Linked DNA regions of Mus musculus: region 2 is linked to region 1. Evidence: chromatin loops called from intact Hi-C (ENCODE). Cell type or tissue: heart. All regions are shown on one strand.

Region 1 (2,500 bases):
AGTGGTATAGTGTAACAAATGTTCCCTGGCTCATTTTTCTCACTGCCTGACTTTGCACCATTTCTAACCATTGGTCTGTATTATTTCATATTTCCTCAGGCAGAATAAAGTCCCTAAAGGGCTTTCATAATATAGTTTCATTTAATGTAACAGACAGCTGTCCTACCCTGACTAGTTTGGTCCAATGTTAACAATGTGCCACATTTGTATCTTTTTCTTTATTTTAAAGACAAAAACAAAAAACAAAAAATCTTGAAGAATTAAAACCTTCTTCATTTAAGTGGGCAATGCTTTTGAACTTAAGTTTAGATTTACACTGATATTAAATCTGCACACAAACCCTCCAGATACCTTCAAGCTATAATTTCTGTGAGTTTCTGTCTACATTGAAGGCAGCAGACCTGGATACTGGTTTAAGACGGCAGTGAAAAATGAAAACTTAGAAAACAAATGGTTTCTGAGCAAGTTGGATCCAGTTCCTGAAGTTGTCGAACAGAGTTACTAAGGGCTCGGTGTGGCACTCTAGACTCTCCTTGACTTCCACCTAACATTTGTCTTTGAAAAACAAGTCACACTGTTTAACAGCACAAAGATCTTGAGAATGAAGGATGCTGAAGGCGGAGAGGCACACTCACCTGCTCTGGATGCTGAAGGCGGAGAGGCACACTCACCTGCTCTGGATGCTGAAGGAGGAGAGGCACTCTCACCTGCTCTGGATGCTGAAGGAGGAGAGGCACTCTCATCTGCTATGATGCTGAGGGCAGAGAGGCACACTCACCTGCCCTGGTTTCCTTCCTGCTCAGGTCTGAGCTGCTAGGGCACGAGGAGGCCCTGGCACGCCGTTTCCCAGGGTCCCTAGGAGGAAGAGCAATGGATGAGACACAGAAGTATTTTCATTTTTATAAACTGCAATTTGTTCATGTCAGGCTTGGAAGAAACTACAGAGACTAGTTTAAGAGATGGGTTTGGTGCCCATTTGTCTGCTGTCACCTGCCTTTGCCTCCTAAGATTTATCTGTGAGAACACAAGTCTGCTGGCTTAACAGTATGAAATATAACACTGGAAAGAACCAAAAATAAAAAATAAATTTAAAAATCCAAAATTGACTGGGGGGTGAGGTAGTAGTGGTAGTGGTGGTTGTTGTTAATGATATGGACCACAAGAGGCCGCTGTTACAACAAGAAACAGAGGAAGAAAACCAGCCAAGGGAAAGCCAGCTTGCTCTGTCCAAGGTCACATGAGCAGGGTCAGCTCTGGAATGCGGAGCTCGGGATTTTTCAACCCACTGTTCTTTCCACTGCACCACAGCACGTCCCATTCCCACTTTAAAACTCAAGTCAATTAATAGTCTCTAAAAATACTCTTAGAAATATTTTAAATGTTAAAAATAAAAAAGTAGACAGTGTATTTGGGCAGTCCTCAGATGAGAAGCGTACGAGTAGCCTGGCTAGCTATGGAGGCACTTGACTCTGCTGCCTGGCTTCCCCACTTACAGCTGACCTGAAGGTATTGCCTTTTAAAGATCTGTATAAATTCCCAAGGTCACTCAGGCTAAAATGGCAAGTCTGACACAATTTCTTTTTGATAATTCCACACACTGATTTTAATAATATTAACAACAATAATCTAAATAATAATAAATATATAAGTTATTATCATTTTGTTTTTGTTTTTGTTTTGTTTTTCAGACAGGGTTTCTATGTGTGGCCCTGCCTGTCCTGGAACTCACTCTGGAGGCCAGGCTGGCAGCAGACTCACAGAGATCCTCCTGCCTCTTCTCCTGAGTGCTTGCCCTTGGTCTTTACTCCACCACCACCCCCCTGCCCCAGATTTAGCCTCTTCACATAACTTTTAGTATTTTTTTTCCCTGTCAACATGTTTTTGGTTTTGTTTTTAAAGTCCAGATGTTTCTCTTTGTCATAAAATAGGGAAACTTGGTAGGACCAATTAAAACAAAAAGGCTCTAATTTTCTGAAACAACTGAATTTTTGCAGCAAGATGTTCCTAGCCAATAAAACAGAGAACATGAAGACAAATTCCCTCAAAGACAGAACAAAAGGACTCAATCCATGGAAAGATTGTCGAAGCAAGACTTCATGAGTTACACGAGAGCAGGGCAGTGGTGGCACACGCCTTTACTCCCAGCACTCAGGATGCAGAGGCAGGAGGATCTTTGAGTCCGAGGCCAGCCTGGTCTGCAAAGTGAGTTCCAGGACAGCCAGGGCTACACAGAGAAGCCCTGTCTTGAAAAACCCAAACCAAAACAACAACAACAAAAAGTTACATGAGACCCTATTTGAACAAAACCAACCCTACACCCTGCCCCCTCCCCCAGCGGATTCACACAGTTAATGGTTGATGGGAGAGGGGGAGAAATTGTCTTCTGTGATGTAGCAATGGGTAAGGCATCCAGACTCCTATAAACAAACCTTCATCCACACTTCTAGCCAACCCTAATGGAACTCACTGGGACACACACACACACACACACACACACACA
Region 2 (2,500 bases), 460 kb before region 1:
AAATATTTGATATGCATAATATCTGATATGTGACCCCAAGAGGGTCTAGCACACTAGTTTTCAACTAAGGTTGTTGATTTTACCATTGGGGCACACTGAAAATGTTAGGGGGGGTGGTGTTGGCACAAGGGAAGTGTAGGGTGTTTTCTACCCTCTCCTAGATAGAGGCCAGGTTGTTATTACACAACCTATAGAGACTAGACAGGAAGAGTCAACTAGCCACAATAGCGTCAAAGTTGAGAAATAAGACAATAAATGGAATTTGGCTCCTTTAAACTGAAAATAAAGCTGATTCTACAGCAGTGAAAATGACTTTGGAACTAAATCTTGATCTAGTACTGTATATGCTATTAAAATAAACCGAGCCAGCAGTTTGTTAGTCTTGAAATTGTCCCCTTATAGAAACGAAAGGAAATCTGATGACTATAGTTGGAACACTCAAGTGACAAGCTGTTAAATCAATGGTCCCCACAGCAGAGTGTGTTCATCCTAGGGACAAATGAGATCATCGATTTGGGAGCAGGAAGAGGAGATGGAACATAACCTCTGCTTTAAAATCTCCAAACAGAAGTTCTTCTTTTAGCCTAGGTGTCATGTGAGGCGTTTGAGAGAACAGCAGCTTCTCTAAAGCTCTTATGATGACTATTTGACTGCACCTTAATGCTAAGACCATTGATTTGGTCAGTCACAACCCACTGGCTCATATTTATTTTACAGAGTACACCCACAAAGGAACCACATTAAATTCATTACTGGCAGAAATAAGGGCTTTCAATCTTTCGCTAAAGTTGTAAAAATGCTTTTAGAGTCATTTTTTAAAATGCATACTACAGCGAAACAGACACCACCGAAACATCTGATATTCTTGTTATTAGGGTCACATGCATAATTAAAATTATGACATTAAAATTGTAACATAAAATATGGCAAACGCTAAACAATCAAGACAGCATAGTGCAAAACCCAGGGACTCTTGCATGAGGGACAATCGTTCTACCAAATGAACTACATTCCTAGCTCTACCTATCATTTTCAAGTCTCATTTAAAAAAAAAAAAAAAACCAAAACCACCTACTATAAGCATGTCAAGCGTTGATTATTTTGTGAGACCCGGCATCAGATGGCGCTCACGACTAAAGAGAGCCAGAGTCCGCCAACAGGCACTGAAAATGCCTGTTCTGCCACTATGCTATCCTAGTGTCAGGGTCAGGTCACTTTCCCCAAGTCTCATACTTCGTCGCTCGTGATGTGGGGATAGGAAGAGGCACGAAGGCTTTTCATCCCTAGCCGTCTTCCTCTCTGACCACAGTGATTGGGGCTGGGACAGATCGATCCCTACTGCGGATCTCTGAGTGACTCGGAAGAAGCAGGTGAGGCAAGGGCACCGGTGGCGGTTACGACAAGGAAGCGTCCGGGACAGATCACTTTCGGTCCCACCCACAGCTACGGGCACTGAACCAGTGGCCCGGCAAACTCTTGGATCCCGTGGTTCCGTCATTACTGAGTCCCCGAACTCTCAAAAACAAAAATTCACACTTAAAAATAAATCAAGCTTCACGGAAGAAAAGGCGGCTCCTACAGAGCCCTAGGCGAGCGCGGTCAGCAGAACTCAAGCTCAGCGGTCTCAGAGCCTCCGGGCTTCTTACCCGCAGCGCGCTACCGAGGGGTCACGTGACACCTCGCGGCCCGCCTCCCAGGCGGCGCAGGTGGACGCCCCTCGCTACGTCACGTGGGCAGTTCCATCCTTGCCAGGGCGGGGGGAGATCATCCGTGGTGCAGATGTGAGGAAAGCTCCATTGTGCCGCGCGTGATCCTCCCAGGACAAGAAGGACGGCTTGCGACGCACGGACTGCTGCCCTAGAGGTCTCCGCGGCCGCTTCTCTCCCTCCGGCCGGCTTCCTAGTGGTCTCGCCCGTTCCGCCCCGCCCCGCCGGGCTGCTCACGTGACCGGCGCGCGCTCCCGCGGGGCGGGCTTCTCGGGGGGCGGCGCCGCAGGGACGCAGTGCTAGACGGAGCCTGCTTTGCCGCAGCTTTTCTCCCGGACGCCTGGGCTGAAGACACAATGTCGGGCTCCTCCCGCCGACTGCTCTGGGCCGCCACCTGCCTCGCCGTGCTCTGCGTCTCGGCCGCGCAGCCCAACATCACCACCCTGGCTCCCAACGTGACCGAGGTGCCGACCACGACCACCAAAGTGGTCCCGACGACGCAAATGCCCACCGTGCTACCAGGTGGGCGCCCGCCGCACGCGCCGAGCCGGTGGGGACTCGCGCAACATGGCCGCCCGGCCGGAGGACGGCGGCCCGACGGGGTGGGGGGCGAAGGCGACAGGCGAGCTAGGCCGCGAGCGTTGCCCTCAGAGGCGCCATCCCCCCAAGCGCCTGGTAACTCCGCGCCGCAGCTCGGGACGGCGACGTGGCTTGCTTCCGCGGTGGCAGTTAGGAGTAATTGGACGAGGCGACGCGCCCCGCGGTCGGCGGGGTGCGCAAACTTTGGGCTCGTG

What was found. Peaks named below come from ENCODE experiments on the same cell type or tissue, not always from the same donor. Only the 100,000 strongest peaks of a DNase experiment are listed, where the experiment ranks them.
Region 2: a loop joins it to region 1, with 2.5 times the contacts of the local background. A loop is called at or near these places in 2 of 42 quality-filtered maps.

What each region holds. Positions count from the first base shown.
Region 1 is chr10:41,979,743-41,982,242 of GRCm38, forward strand. It overlaps Armc2 (armadillo repeat containing 2), which reads right to left. Exons shown (of 18, transcript NM_001034858.3): 6 at 779-855. Among named protein-coding and RNA genes, the nearest start is that of Gm33058, 22 kb to the left of the region's middle. In heart, a CTCF peak has its summit at 1,151 (motif pointing right); a DNase peak (open chromatin) is centred at 1,199.
Region 2 is chr10:41,517,473-41,519,972 of GRCm38, forward strand. It overlaps Cd164 (CD164 antigen), which reads left to right and starts at 2,028. Exons shown (of 6, transcript NM_016898.2): 1 at 2,028-2,228. The coding sequence starts at 2,063. In heart, a CTCF peak has its summit at 1,141; a DNase peak (open chromatin) is centred at 1,849; H3K4me3 peaks cover 1,941 bases; H3K27ac peaks cover 1,374 bases.